Linked DNA regions of Mus musculus: all the other regions are linked to region 1. Evidence: chromatin loops called from intact Hi-C (ENCODE). Cell type or tissue: left cerebral cortex. All regions are shown on one strand.

Region 1 (5,000 bases):
TCACATCACCGCTAGAGAAGGGAGCCCTGACATCGAACGCCAAAGGGATCCATTACTCGAAACCTCAAACATAGGACCTGTTGCAAAATCTTGTCTATCTGAGGACGCACCTCCAGGTTTTTGCCTTCTGAATAGGATTCTACTACCTTATAAGCAGGTGCCTAAACAGACAGAAGCAGCTTAAGCTCGACACATAAAGGGGTTAAAAAGCACGTTGCCTTTGGAATCCACTGCATGCACCCTGCAAAGGAGCTGTTGATCATGGAAGTGTATAGAAGAGGAGCCTGCGGCGGTGGAGGGCTCTAAGCTCTGAAGACCTTTTTAATATGGCTGTATTGTAATACTGCAGTGCCAAACCCCACCAGTGGTTCCAAAAAAGAAAGGGGGAAAAAAAAGCCTCACTATGCAGCAGAACTTCCCAGCCCTGGAAACAGATTGTCTCCCTTTTGCTCCCATTTAATAACGGTTTTATTTAACACAATCGGGGGAGATATGTGTTCTGCTAAGCAGTGTACAGAAAGCTCTGTCTGCAATGATGCGATTCTTTCTACATGAAACTAAGAGGCAGTCCCCTAAACTCAGCCTCCCGAAGCTCAGCAAAGCCACTACGAGGTGATGCGATTCGCAGAGGGAGCCGCTTGGAAGGGTGTGTGTGTGTGTGTGTGTGTGTGTGTGTGTGTGTGTGTGTTAGGGGGTCAGGCATGCAAGGGGACACACCTTTCCTTCAAGCCGTTGGATACACCATGTTGCCTGAAAAGTCTACCCAGACTAGTCTGTCAAGGGTTAATTTTCTCAGCAAAAACTGAAGCAAGCGCGCACGCACACAGACACACACACACAAACCACACCACACCACACACACACACACACACACACACACACACACTCCTCCGTTGACTCCCACCACCTTGGTGGGTGGTCACCATCCTCTTAATTTTAAATTCCAGAACGCAACCGCCCCCCCCTCCGCCCCCGCCCCAGTACTATTATTTGGGAACAGCCCCCGTACCTGGGCTCGATTCCCACCTCATCACCGGTGGAAGCTGAGAGCCCGACATAATTATTTTCCTACAAGGTTATGCCTAATTGACCACTAACCTAATTGATTAATCATTTCATTTTTCAAAGCAGCATCCAAGAGTCAATCTAGCGAGGAGATAGAGAAACATGTACGCAATGGTCCAAGGGATACAGACCTAGGGAAAGACCCCAGGCCAGCTAAAACCTAAGAGGCTAGAAATGAAAACGCGACAGAAGCAGAGAATTGCGCACGGCCACAGGAGGATCAAACCAGGAGCCTCAAAGCGGCCAGGGTCCAGCAGGCTCCAACACGGATGAAGTTGTTTTCCCCCGGGGACCAAAGGGTTAAAACGACGCCGCTCCAACCCAGTCTCCTCTATGCTGGAGGGGAGCAGAATCCACCTGTCCCCTTCTTAGGCAAACCCCGCTGGTTGTCCTGAGGGTCGCCCTAGCTCTCTGGCCACAACTTGCCCCTCTGTGCGCGGCCCTTGCCTGCGCCTTTGCGCGCTACCCAAAACTTTGCGCACACTGCGGCCGCCGCCTGGCCGTTCAGCGCGGCGAAACGCGCCACCAAGTCCAAGAGCTGCGGACAGCCCTTCTGCAGCCACCACCGCTTGGCTTTGGGCTTCAGACTTTTCTTTCCTCCGCCTCCAGTCCCCATGCAGGGGCTCCCTCGTGGCTGCGGGAACGCGACTCTCGGCCCGCAGTGGGCATTGCGGCCGCGGCGCTGCAGACCACCACCCTGCAGGGTCCATGAGGCGCCCACCCGACGGCTGGACGACTGAAGCCATCCTTGCCCTGGCGCGCCCACCCTAGCTTTCCACGCCGCGGCCGCCAGGCGCAACACCCTCTCCTACCTTCCAGCCGCTGAAGACCACACTCTGCTCAGCCCTCTCGACACATCATCCTCTGGCTGCAGAACAGGGCGACCGGACTCTGCTTTTGTTCCCTGGGGCGGGGAGGTCCGTGCGGGGCCAGGGAGCGGGAGATGCAACGGAGCTGGGTATCTGGAAGAAGGGAGGCTCACTCCCGGCAGCTCTAGTGGCGGCAGTAGTGGCGGCAGCAAAGGCAGCGGTGGCAGCAGCAGCAGCAGTAGAGATAGTGCCGGCTCTCTGCAGGCCACATCTTTCATACCTTATACATCACTACCGCATTCCCCCGAATAGGAGAGCCCATCAGCATTTCGCCACCTAACTAAGGATACGAGCGCCGGCAAGAGTGGCTTGGCTGCACCTGGCCACAGTGTGGGCTCTGCTCAGGAAAGGACCCTCAGCACCCAATTGCCACTCCCTCCTAAATCACCACAGCATCGTCTATAACCATCACTGGTCTCCCCGCAGCGCTCTCCTTAGGCTCTCTGCTCCCTAGAATGTCTGAGCTTTAGGGCAAGCAACAGAGGTTTATTATGGAAACTCATTTCCAACTGCCACTTCCCAGGGAAGGTCTTTGCACGGGAGGTTACTGCTACAGAGGCACCCTCCTGATTGCACGTGGTTTCTAGATGCCGCCTTGGGAGCAGGCTTGTGGGCACTGAGAGAGGCAGCCCGCACCAGAGGATTGGGTCCCTGTTGCTTCATCAATAAAATGGGAATCAGATGAGCTTTTCTGTGAGGTTGTGGTGAGAATATAATGAGATAAACAGAGTGGAACTCCCTAAACAAAGCTTAATTTCTTCCTTCTTCCAATGCAAGCCTGCCTTCCCTCAACAACTGTCAGCAACAACCCAGTAAATATTTGCCGTGAGCGTACCTCGGTTCTATGCCAATCCCTATTTTATAGAGTAGAGTACAGCTTGGCTTGGACTTTTCTCTCCAGTGAAGACACAGAAAATAAGTAAATCAAGAAGAGTTGTTGAGTGGTATTGATCACCAAGATTGAAATAGATGGTGGCATGCAATGTGAAGTGACTGGAGATGCTACTTAGCTTGCTTTTGTCAACTTGACACGAAACTTGAGTCACCTGGGAAGAGAGACCCTCAGACTGAGATGTTGCTTCCATTATATGGGCCTGTGGGCGTGTCTTCCGGCCACATTCTTGATTGAGGGTTAATGTGGGAGAGGCCAGCCTTCTGTGAGTGGAGCTACTTCTGGGCAGGTGTCTTGGGTTGTCTAAGAAGTAAGCTGAACAAGCCATGGAGAGCAAGCAGGTAAGCAGAGTCCCTTTATGGTCTGTGCTTCCATTCCTACTCCAGGTCCCTGCTCTGACTTCCCTCAATGATGGACTGAAACCTATAAGATGAAGTAACACCACTAAGTTGGCTTTGGTCAGTGTTTTATCACAATAACAACAACCGGAACACCTAGGGAACTGGAACAAGTAGGAACCTGCTTAGGTCATAACTGCTAACCCAAGTTCTACGTCAGTAGGACCTCATCTCCTCATCTCCAGGGCAGAAGAAACAGCCAGAGCAAATGTCCCATGCAGGAATGAGTTGAGGGCATCTAAGATGGAGGAGGGTACACCTGTAGCTGGAAGCAGCAAGGGTAATGACCCAGTGGTATGATATAGAGTGGGTGGTTCCATCTGACAGGGAGGTTCACCTCCACAGAGGTCAGTAAGTAGATTTGGCACTGGAGTTAGGGATGTGAGTGGTGTAGCATTCCCTGTGGGGTTGATTTGTAAAAGTTCACTCTGGCCGGGCGTGGTGGCACACGCCTTTAATCCCAGCACTCCGGAGGCAGAGGCAGGCAGATTTCTGAGTTCAAGGCCAGCCTGGTTTACAAAGTGAGTTCCAGGACAGCCAGAGCTATAGAGAGAAACCCTGTCTCGAAAAACCAAAAAAAAAAAAAAAAAGTTCACTCTGGCTGCTATGGAGATAGTGGATTGGAGAGAACTTGGGCAAATGCCATTGGAAGAAGAATCAGTAAGAAGATCCAACAGTGCTGGATAAAAGTCCCTCACCATCTCCTGACTTCCATAATCACAAACCACATCAACTTTTCCTTCATCCAACAAGAGATTGGGAGTAAAAGCCACTGGTGAGCAGTTCAGGGAGCCTGAACATGAGCCATCCCAACCCACTCTCTAAATATCCTTTCCTCAACCAGAAGATGTAAATGGTTACATATTCTCATGACTTACTGTGTTGATAAAATGATACCAGGAAGATGTACCCAAGGGACTAAATGACTGTTAACTTCATCTTTAAGATCTCTTTACTTTGGGTCCTCCAGAAGCCCAAGCACCACACATGCCCTCTATTCCCTCTAGGAACTGCCTTTCCTGGACATGTCAGAACTACGGAGTCCTGATGCCTCTTTCAGATGTGTGGTGATGATTGCATTCACAATGCTGGTCCCTGAACCCGGCTGCCATCTTCTCAAGCAGAAAACAGATTTCCATTTTGTTTCCATCCTTTTGATGTTTTCCTGTCCGCCACCCTCATCCAGCTTGAAGCATACACAACAATTGTCCTATGAAGCTCCCAAGCTACAAAAAATAGAAAGGAAAAGGGGGCTGGAGGTTGGGGGGAGGGGATTTGTAAAGCCAGAGATGGTAGGAGAAGAAAACAGCCTCTTCTCTCTTAGCAACAGGAAAGGATCTCTTAGCTGAGAAACATGATCAGTCCCTTACATGTCTGACCACAGCAGTTTTCAAAAGCCACGAGATCCACTACAACATGCCACCAAAGCCCTGGGAGTTAAAACAAGCAAGATTGGGTAGTGTGACCTGTGACCATTAAAGGAGCTCAACACGGTTAGGAGAAGCAGCAGAGCTGGAACTTGATTCCTCTCATGTCTGTGTGCTTTGGATGTCCTTAGCCCTGATGGTGTTGCTGACTTCTAGAACCCAGAGGAGTTTAATACAATGGAGATCCAGAACTTAGATTTCTAAAATAGCCAATTCCTTCCCTCGCACTGACTCAATACATTTCACTCCTCTCCAATGGCCTTCAAGCCCCAAGCTTGAGCTGTTGAAATTCAAAAGAGATCTTAAAGGCCACATGGTCTTAGAAACTGACTTCTATATTACCACTGCA
Region 2 (5,000 bases), 63 kb after region 1:
ACCACAAAATGTTCATGAGAGACATGAGTGAGATCTGAAATTGGAGTCTTGAAAGAGAGGTGCTAGGGATCAGAGACTGCAAAGGAAAGAGGAGACCTAACTGGGTCTGACTCAGAAAGCTGATCACATGATCTCTCCCAGCAGGGGATCTCTCTGAGCATGGAAACGGATTATCTTCTGTTTGCCAGACATTGAGCTGATATCCTTACACCTAATCTCACAACAGTTCTGTGAAATGGGTTGTCTAGTTTTTGTTTTGTTTTGTTTTGTTTTGTTTTGTTTTGTTTTGTTTTGTTTTGTTTTGTTTTCCAGGGCAAGGAAATTAACTAGAGAAATTTCTAACAAGAACTGGTTAAGGACTTCATAGTTAGGTAGATCAGCAAGGTTAATCACAGGGGCTCCTAAGCCCAACTGCTAACATTTGAATAGTGATTCAACACTTTAGTGCCTCTGTGGCCCAGAACAATGAGGTAATGTCTCTGTGTCTCCCTTTCCTACTTGAAAAAGTAAGAGATGATGATGACAGTAGGAACTTCATCTGGTTGGTGTGAGCATTAATTATATTCCTTCATGTATCTTTGCACAAAAGGGGACTCCTGTCCTACTCACAGAAGACACAAATGACTATTAGTAAGCAATGGACAAGTATTAGTTGCTAGTACAGTCACTGCTTTCTTAAAGTACTGTTTTTATATTGGCCCCTGAGGTCTTGAGTGAACTCAGTCTCCATCTCAACAAATTCAGTTTGTCAGGTGTCATGCCAAGGCCACTGGCTCATACCTACATCTGCTTCCTATCCATCATCTGTTCTACTCTTTCACTGCAGCTGAGCCCTGCAGACATTTCCTAGGATTTGTTGCTATCCCTGCTTTTCAGCTTGATGCAGGGCTATGTGCTACAAGGCAGGAAAGACAACCCTATCTCTCCCAAGTCTCACCTCTCTTTTGAACCTCTCTCCCCTTACCGTTTCACCTCCCCCAAGCCCCCAGGCTGCCGCACTCTCCTGGGCTCCAGTTCCAACTGGACAGCCTCTCTCTACTCCTGGACTCTGGAGTCACTCTTCCTCTGCCCCCATCAATCAATACCGTCTCACGCACAGGAGCTGCCTCCTGTTGTACCCAATCTCCAAGTGCCTTACTTGATCGCTCCTCGGTCTTACAACTCCCAGTGCTCCTAGTCACCAGCTCATCACGCTGAACTGTCACGCCCTGAAGGCTCAGCGTCAACCCTCACTGTTACAAATGCAGTCTGTGGGGAGAAGCCAAAAGGCAAGAATGAAAGTGGGGCCGATACAAATCAAGGCAGAAAAACAAAATGGAAGACCCTGCAAAGGCCTAGGTGTCACAAATGCCAAAGTTGTCATGATCTCCATCTTTGCACAGTCATGGACATTCTGCTCCTCTCTTCAAGAGGGGAGTTCAGTCCCCAGCTCCCCAGGCAAGACTGAGCCTCCATGATCAGATCAATTCTGGTTATAAGGGAGAGGAAGGGCCTAGGTAAAGACTGTAGAGTCAAGTGTTAACCATATTTTGGTTAATTTAATTACACTGTAAATACTATTGGAGAGCTCTCAGTTTAAGGAATCCCTGTGGGGAATCCTTTTGTTCTGCAAATAATTATTCCCCTAATTTATTTGCTTATGTTTGGATTTTCATATATTGCATTTGTTTATTTATTTACTTATTATTTTTACCCAAGAACAATAGGGACCAACTCAGCTGGGAATGAGCAGTTGCTTTGAATTAGGCACTGTTTGGAATAAACCACAATCAGTTTAGTAAAATTTTGATTATATTAGCCTTGCAAATAGGCTAGCCTAGAGTGAGAAGAAATGTATTCTGGGTAAGCATGGGAGGCTCATGATGCTTGGACGCATGAGATCTGAAAAGACCCTGGAGCTGGCGGGAGTCGTCTAAAATTGCCTGATCCTCGGACAGTGTTTAAAGCCCCTTTGCCTAGTGTAGATCAAATGCAGTTCTGAAAGCTAACATTTGTCTAATGGCAATTTCTCCTCGCTGGTCATGGTCTCACCTGCTGGGCCCTCAGGAAACAAATTTGCTCCCCTCGATCTGCACTGCCTATTTTTAGATGTCTTTGCTCTTAAACCCAACACTCCTAATTTCTTCAGCCTTCCTCCTGCGACACATCTTGAAAGCGGTGGAATAATGAGTTACAGTGTGGACACCAGGTAGAGGAAAACAGAGCCACAAGCACAGCCTCTCTGGAGAGGAAAATACACCGCGGAGCCGATAGACCAGAGCAGATTACGATATTGGAAGGAACTCATTTCCACATTGCTGAATCTTTAGATTCGAAAGTGCTTTGGCATTTCCTAATGGTAAAAGTAATTTGGCAACAGTACAAAACATTTATGATATAGGAAAAAAAAAGTATATCTAAGTCCCCAAGAGGCACTTGCCTCACTGAATTAGATCTGAATCGGAACTGCCCGAAGTCAGTCAGCACGGGAGACTGTGACTTGATTCGCTGAAGGTGGGATCTCTCACCTCTCCTCTGCTCTCCAGAAGAGGGTGCTGTGCAGAGGGCAGGGAGTCTCAGCCTCTTCAGCAGTGGTGAGTTCTGCTGAGTTCCCTTCTAGTCTTTTTCACATGTGTTTTTCTCAATTGCAAAGGCCGCATTTACTCAATTTCCAGATGCACGTTTTATATAACATTTGAAAAAGAAGTGTCATTTGAGCTGAAGTGTGTGCTTAACATAAAAAGACATGAAAGTCCAGAGAATAAAAAAAAAAATCCGTAAAATTACTACCGTTGATAAAACATTTTATAGGCTATTTTTATTTTGCTCATTTTCACTGGGATGATTGTGCTGCAGTTTAATATTAAAATCTCTATTTTTATCTGAACATTATGTTAGTATGATTTTTCCACACGATTACATAAGATTTGGTCACTGCCCTCTTTATTGTTGTTCGCCATTCCACGTACAAGTAATTTTAGGACAAGCATCTCTGCTGGAAAAATGTTTTATATTCCTTACAAAGCATGCCAAGAAATAAAGTCATTGGCTCAAAACATATGAATATTTAAGACCTCACTTCTTCAAATGAAGATCAAGGCATCGTCATTACCAGAGAGTTCTATCAAGTAGGTCAATGCATCACCCAGCCTCACCATTTGCAGACTAGTTAATTGTAGGCAACTAAACTAAAACTGGCCCTGCTAATGGAAACACGTCCAGATCCTCGGCGTGTAAAGAAAGCCTGCAAGGAGCCACACCAAAAAATCTCATTACGAGACCAAGTCTGAGGTGTCCTGGCTGTGGAGCTGACAGGCCAGAGAAGCTTCATAATCAAGGGCTCTCTGGTTTCCCATGCACCTCTTGGTGGGTAGTTTGTGACAGGAGGACCCCCACTGTAGCATGCTCCTTGTGCAGGAGAAAAAATCAGCTCTCCCATGCACCCCCTCCATGGTCAGGCCTTCCTCAAGTTGGTGACAGGGTGGGAAAAGCGGCACTGGCTCTCTGACAGGAAAAAAAAAGACATGCCAGAGTGAGCCCTCATTACTGGAGGTCTCCGATTCTCGTGGAGAAATAATGAGCGTCACCAGAGCTCTGTGGGCTCCTCCAGGATCCTTCAGGAACAAAGCAAGCTGGGTTTGATGAGGCTAATTCAACAGCAGCAGTCTGCTATGGGAGGACAGAGGCTGAAAGACAGGGCTAGAAGGGGTAGGAAGTTTCTTTGGTAGGGGGATGGGGCATTGCTGAAATGTAAGGCAATGTCATACTTCATATCCCTGGTATTCTATCACATGTTAGGCTAACGAATCATCTTACTTTCTAAGGAAACCGTTTGATAGGATGGGCCATTTGGCAGACAGATACACTCTCTACAGACAGTCCTTTCCTCTGTGGTCCACCTTGGAGCCGACCTGCAGCTCTAGCCTTCATTTTCCAGCATACTAAGAATATCCCAAGTCTATGTGTGATGCTTTTTCTCTGCTGGGCTGTTCCTCCATTATCCCAGGGTTGAGAGAGGAAAGCAGTGTTTGCTTAGTTATAGAACAAAGGGGAAGTCAATCCCCCAGGACCAAAGTTAAGCCAGGAGGGGAGGAGGACAGCTGTCAAGCTTCCAGCCCATCTCTAGACAGTAAGGCAAGGTTCCTCCGAGGGCCTCTAGCAGGGTTAGGCCCATCTTGTCCATAGAAGCCTTTTATTAAATCTTTTCTCTGCCTTGCTTGACCCACTCCCTCACTTTTAATTCCCAAGGCCATCTCCCTATTAACTAGATAACCTGAGTCCTTGTCAAATATCCATAATGCCCAGCCATGAGATAACACTCGAGACTTTTTAATGCCCATTTGTCAGATTAGAAGGCTGGATTTTGAAGAACTACCATTCCCAAGGTCACCCCTTTCTTACAAAGCTATCTTGTTTTACAGATCAAGTAATAACTCTTCATTGAGTTGCTGTAGTCGATCTGTAGATGCAGAGAGACTTCCTTGCCCAGTGAAAGGGGAAGAGAAAAAAATCACTCACAATGAGGCAGTGTCTGAGAGCAGAAACCATCTACTTCAGTCCCATTGTTTATTATTCAGCACTGATTTAGTATCCACTGCATCGGGGGGCCTATGCTAGACACCAACGACCTAAAAGATGAGTGAGCATGGCCTCTATGCTTAAGAAGCTTAGAATCTAGAGGTAGGATACAGGACATAGAGGAAAACCATGGGCTCAGATGCAGACCCCTCCCAGCAAGGGATCCAGGAGGTGGTTATCAACAACCATGTTGCCCAGAAGAGACTGACTTGTTCCTGCAGACAAGTAGGATCTCTTGGTTTATGCTGCCTTCCAAGTAGCATGCTGGAGCTTGGGTTGCACTGGTGAATCAATCACACAGCTGACGTCCTTCCCTCAGGCCAGAGCTAATTCATAAGAGATGCTGGAAAGTTAGCCAGAGAGAGGGGAGCGGAGAAAAATTTTCCAGATGGAGAGAGAAGCATATGCAGATCCTGGCAAGCATCAAACAGCATTCTGAGGTG
Region 3 (5,000 bases), 750 kb before region 1:
TGAGTAAAAGAATGTACCCACTTGAGAGCTACCCAGTTCCCAGGAATATAGTAACATGTTGTCGCTTCCCCCACGTTGGCCTCTTCTCTCCCGCTGCAGATCCTGCGTTGTCAAATAGTTACAAAGTCACATCGCTTTCACATCACTGCATTTTGAACTTCCTAAACCTCTACGAGAGCCCGTGTGTATGGAAAAGAACAATAGCACTTCAAAAGCCATTTCTGAGAGTTCTTCAATACTCCATTTGAATGCTAGGGTTTCAATCAAGGACAGCAGCAGACAATTTGATTGCTTAGAAGTTGACTTTTATACAGCTTTGATTAGGTCGCCCAGCTCAATGGGAAATCAAGAAAATCTTTGATCCCTTTCAGTCTCTAGAAGAGCCACGAAGCCTTGTCAAGATAGGGAGGAAAAGAGATGGGAAGGGGGCGTTTGTCTAACCTCACCCCATAGCACATCTCTCTTTTTCGCTGTGCAACTCAGGATTCCATCCAGAATTGCTCATCTTGGAGATAATAAAAAACAATGGGTGCTAATTCAGGGGGTGGGATGGTTTATAATTTTATGGATTTCCCGAAGACCCATAATTGGCACATGAATGTACAAGCGTGAACTGGATAATTAGAAGGTTCTGAACGTAAGCCACCTTTAATTTATATGATTACTTTGCAAACATGTTAAGTGTTGGGAAGTGTCAGTAGAGCCCCCACAAAGCCTTCATTCAAAACCATCAACATTGTGAAAGTGTGTCTAATGGGCCAGCTCCACAAGGAAATCAGAGAAGGGGGAAGCAGTGGCAAGGATGCTCTCACCTCCGGAGTTTGGCACTGGGAGGCATTGTGGCATCCTTTAGGAGGCCTCTGAGCAGAGAATGGCGATCCAGCCTCCGCAATCTCTCCTCCACTCCGAGCTCTCTTTCTTTTCTTTCTTTTTTTTTCTTTCTTTCTTTTCTTTCTCTCCTCCCTCCCTTCCCCCTCCCTCTCCGCCCCCCCCCCTCCGCCCCTCCACGCGGCCACGAATCCTGCCTCAGAAACACATTTCCGAACTAGCACTTGCCCGCGCCGCGGCGCTCTCCAAGTCTCCAGCTCCCGACAGTCGCCTAGAGCCCTGGGCTCCCCGCCCCCATACCATTCCTTCACTCTCATAGCCCAGGCGGAAATACCCCGCAGACCCCCAACAATGAGGACTTGTGTGATGCAGATGGGGGTTGGGGCGGGTTCCCAACGTGAAAGGGCGTGCAGGGTGGACTACTAGACCGTGTGGCAGCCTAGCCGCACCAGTTTGCAAAGCAGCTTTCTCTGCCCACCCCGCCGAGTCCACTAACACCAACCCCAAAAGAAATAGAGAAAGAAAGAAAAAGCGCCTTTAAAAGTGCAGTAAAGACTCACCCTCCCACCAGGGGTCACAAGCATACTCTGCGGGATGCAGACAGCAGAAGCAGTGACCAGCAGGGTGTGGAAATACACTTTGTAGAATCACCAAGTACCTTCCGGGAGCCTTAACACAAAACTACCCCTAAATCAGGACTCCCTGACTCCAGGCTCCTTTGGTGGCTTGGACTGAATCGTAGGGCTCCTTTACAAGACTAACCATAAAGAATCAAAGTTTCCCCAGCATGAAAAATCCTTATCTTGCGTTCGAGAGAGTAGGGTACAGAGTTATGGTAGAAGAGGGCCGGATGCGAGGGGAGTGGCGGGTGACCAAGGGCCTGAGGACTGAATAGTGGAGGGAGCGCGACGGGGAACACCTGGTCGCAGGACCCGAAGAAAGGTTTCGGTCCAGCGCCGGTGTCTGCGGAAAGGGTTGGCTTGATTGGGATGGGTCCAGTTAATGGAGTGGTCGAGGCAGAGCCAAAGCGCTGCTGTGATGTAGGGAAGTGCAGGTTCCGCGGAGTGGGGAAGAGGTCCGACCCGCGGGTAGCACCAGCAAGACAGGGAGGAAGCTTAGGGAGAACTCCGCAGGTTCTAGAGTGGGAGAAGGCAGCCTTGGGTGGCTAGAGCCGCAGGAGAACACAGGGGGTCTCGGGTAGGCAAGCCTAAAGAGAGGATCCCGAGTGTTCAGAAGTAGGACGAAGGAAGTGGGGACCAACCGGAAAGGAGACGCAGGGTAGCTTCCCAAGCAAGTGGTGGGAGATGATAGAAAACTGCGGCACTCGCTAGTGCACGGCACCTCGCGCCAAACTCCCTAGAGAAGCGCCCCGAAAGCCTTCCTCCGTACCCGGGCTCGCGGGCCCCAGCCGAGCTACCCGGGCTCGCGGAAGCCGGGTGTCCCCGCGGGCCACCTGCGCCCGCTCAACTCGGGGTCCCCCGCGTGCCCCCCGCCGCGCCTCTCACCTCGGCTCCCCCGGAGCATCCTCCTTGGCTGCCGCAGCCGCCCGGGACACGGCTCTCCATGCCCTGCGGGCGGCCGCACTCAAACGCGCTCTCCAGCCCGGGGAAGCCCGGGTGAGCGCCGAGCTGGGTCCATCCTCCCCGGGAAGCGACGGGCGCGCGTCAGAGCAGGGGGAGGAGACCAGCCCCCGTGCGGTGCGCAGACCCGCCTCCTCCCGCGGCCCCCGCCCCGCGCCAGCCCCGCCGCTCACCTGCCACTGAGCGTCCCAAGCCCTTCCTCGCCGGCTCCCTCTCCCGCCAGGGCGCTCTGTTCGCCGCCGGAACGCGTTCCGAGCGACAGCTCAGCGGAGTCGCCGCGGCGCCGACGAAGGGGAAGAGCCAACGAGCAGGCGAGCGGGGGCGCCGCGGCTCGCGGTCGCGCTCCTCCAGCCCCCTCGCTCGCCCCCCATCCCGGGAGTAGAGACCGATCGGAGCGAAGAGCTTGGGGTCCCCGCCCTGCGGTTCGTCGCAGGGGGTGGGGTTGGGGGTTGCGCTGGGAGCCCGCCACGCTCCTAGGCAGCCGCTGCAGCCCCCTCTAGGACTCTGCTGATTCTCCAGCGCCTGCTTTTAGCCAAGCCTCTATGCTCACAAGTAGACGGGCGCAGAGCCAAGCGGAGGCCGCGCGAGCTTCTTGCCCCGAGCCCCTTGGCAGAAGGGGGCGTCCTCTCCCAGCCGCCCAGGCCGGCTCCAGCCCGCCTTTTATTGCCGCTTCCCAGGCAAAGTTGTTCCGCACTTGTCACTATTTCAATCCGCTCTAGGCAGCCTCCTGTGCCCCTGAGGGCACGCAGGCCCCAGTTAACTTGTTTTCCCTACTCCATTCTTAGAATGCAGGGCAGTAGACCCTCCTGTAAATTAGAACCTGTTGTGCTGAAGAAGGCTCTTCGGGTCCTACCTTACAAAAAGATCTCAGGAACACCGAGTGGCAAAAAATAATTGGATTAGTCGGAAATTCTTCCACCTTGAGATTGGATTCGGCTTTGTCAACGCCAGTGTGGCACGCATGTCTCCAGAGGCTTGAAAGCTTGGTGGGAAGGGGGAGTGTGAAAATCACCTACTGCCTGTCTCTGGGAGCCTGGTGCCTGAGAGCAAAGGAAGAGAACCAAATACTTGCTTTAAGTTTACTCTTCTTTTGAGGGGTCACACTCCTGCCCTCCAGCTGAGCGATAATAAAGCTAAAGCGGTGGCTTGTTTTGGGGGCTTTTCTTGGGGAGGGGGATTTTTTCTTGTAGCTTCTGTTATTCACCCATGAAAATTTAATGATGCATTTAGGGTTATTACCTCTAGAGTCAATGGGCTAAAAATATTTAGCCTAATGCACTGCTTGTGGAGTCAGTAGGTCCGTGGCTGGTTTGTACAAAGTCATCTGGAGACCCTCCCTTCCTCCACAAAATTCACGAGCCATTACACTTATCCCATAATAACAGCTCTGTACAAATGGAGGCCCTGCAAAACTTGGCTGTCAGGCACCTCTGAAAAGATAGCAATTTACATAGAGACAAGAAAAAAAAAAAGTCCTGAGGTCATAGGCAGGATGAAATCTACTGAGAAGGGCTGATCGGAAGAAATTTCCCACAACTTGGCAGAGAGGTTCCATTCTTGATGGTTTCTGTCTACCTCTGGGTGGCTGTCAGTCTAAAGGTGGGACCAGGGAACCTCCACCGGATTTCTCTCCAACTTTTACAAAAGTTCTGGAAAGTGGGAGGAGTTGGGCACCAGGTTCTACACCCAGTGTGAAGTTGAGATTGGCTGGAACGACTCAGCTGTGATCAAGAAAACATTTTTACTTCCATTGTTTACAAAGAGAAGTCCCTGGAGTCTGAACTCAATACCAAGAAAAGAGAAATTTTAGACCTCGCAGAGGAAATAAGTGAGAGTATAGTTGAGTGTTAGTCATTTCTACAGGCTAGTAAATGCCAGACCTTAGGTAAGCTCGAGTAAATCTGACTTTTTACAGACTCTACCACAACAAAATCTAAACTTCCCCGATTTAGGGACAGCTTTGAAACATCCACATACATGCCTTTTAAGAGTTCATGTCTGAGGTCTGACCTGTAGCTGTCTCCTGCCTCCTGTCTTCACCTGACTTTGCCACTACAGACACCAGAGGGAACTGGCAAACTCAGTTTGCCAAGCCATACAATGTATAAGAACGTAAAACTATCTCTAGTCAGTGTTGGACAAAGTCTACCGTGGAAACTGGGCAAATTCCCATGAAATCCAATGGGGGCAACAAGACACAGCTGTTCCTATCTCCAGCCTGGAAGAAAGTATGATGTATAGGCACAAGCTGCCCACTATGGGCCTCAGGGCCTTCCTGGTTAAACTGAACCAAATTTAAAGGGATATTTTGCCACTCAGCTAAATGTCAAGAAATAGCTCATCTGAAAGATAAGGTGTGGGGCTTTACTGCTGTTATTTTGAAAATACCAATGTGATTTGTATTAAGTATGGCATAAAGAAAAAAATCAATAAATGTGCTTTCATCATGTAATCTGAGAAGCAGCAAGATAATAAGAATAGCAGAGGCTGTATATATTACTTAATCCATTCTGAGTAGTTTGAGGTATTTCTCATACAACCTTTACAATATGGACTTGGAAATCTGTTGGCCTTCTTTGCCTCTGGCAGGCC

What was found. A loop is a pair of places that touch in the nucleus more often than their neighbours do. Peaks named below come from ENCODE experiments on the same cell type or tissue, not always from the same donor. Only the 100,000 strongest peaks of a DNase experiment are listed, where the experiment ranks them.
Region 2: a loop joins it to region 1, with 2.2 times the contacts of the local background. A loop is called at or near these places in 2 of 42 quality-filtered maps.
Region 3: a loop joins it to region 1, with 5 times the contacts of the local background. A loop is called at or near these places in 2 of 42 quality-filtered maps.

What each region holds. Positions count from the first base shown.
Region 1 is chr4:103,616,623-103,621,622 of GRCm38, reverse strand. Dab1 (disabled 1) reads right to left here and starts at 2,123. Exons shown (of 18, transcript NM_001369047.1): 1 at 1,878-2,123. Gm36604 (a long non-coding RNA gene) reads left to right here and starts at 2,569. Exons shown (of 3, transcript XR_376479.3): 1 at 2,569-3,167. In left cerebral cortex, CTCF peaks have their summits at 378, 1,545 and 2,062; DNase peaks (open chromatin) are centred at 573, 769, 1,614, 2,107 and 1 more place; H3K4me3 peaks cover 2,356 bases; H3K27ac peaks cover 2,208 bases.
Region 2 is chr4:103,553,345-103,558,344 of GRCm38, reverse strand. No RefSeq gene overlaps it. Among named protein-coding and RNA genes, the nearest start is that of Gm25877, 31 kb to the left of the region's middle. In left cerebral cortex, a CTCF peak has its summit at 2,531 (motif pointing right); DNase peaks (open chromatin) are centred at 2,554 and 4,948.
Region 3 is chr4:104,365,051-104,370,050 of GRCm38, reverse strand. All of the region lies in intron 4 of Dab1 (disabled 1), which reads right to left. Among named protein-coding and RNA genes, the nearest start is that of Gm36661, 340 kb to the right of the region's middle. In left cerebral cortex, CTCF peaks have their summits at 1,080, 1,408 (motif pointing right) and 3,011 (motif pointing right); DNase peaks (open chromatin) are centred at 2,187, 2,519, 2,998, 3,350 and 4 more places; H3K4me3 peaks cover 3,377 bases; H3K27ac peaks cover 2,766 bases.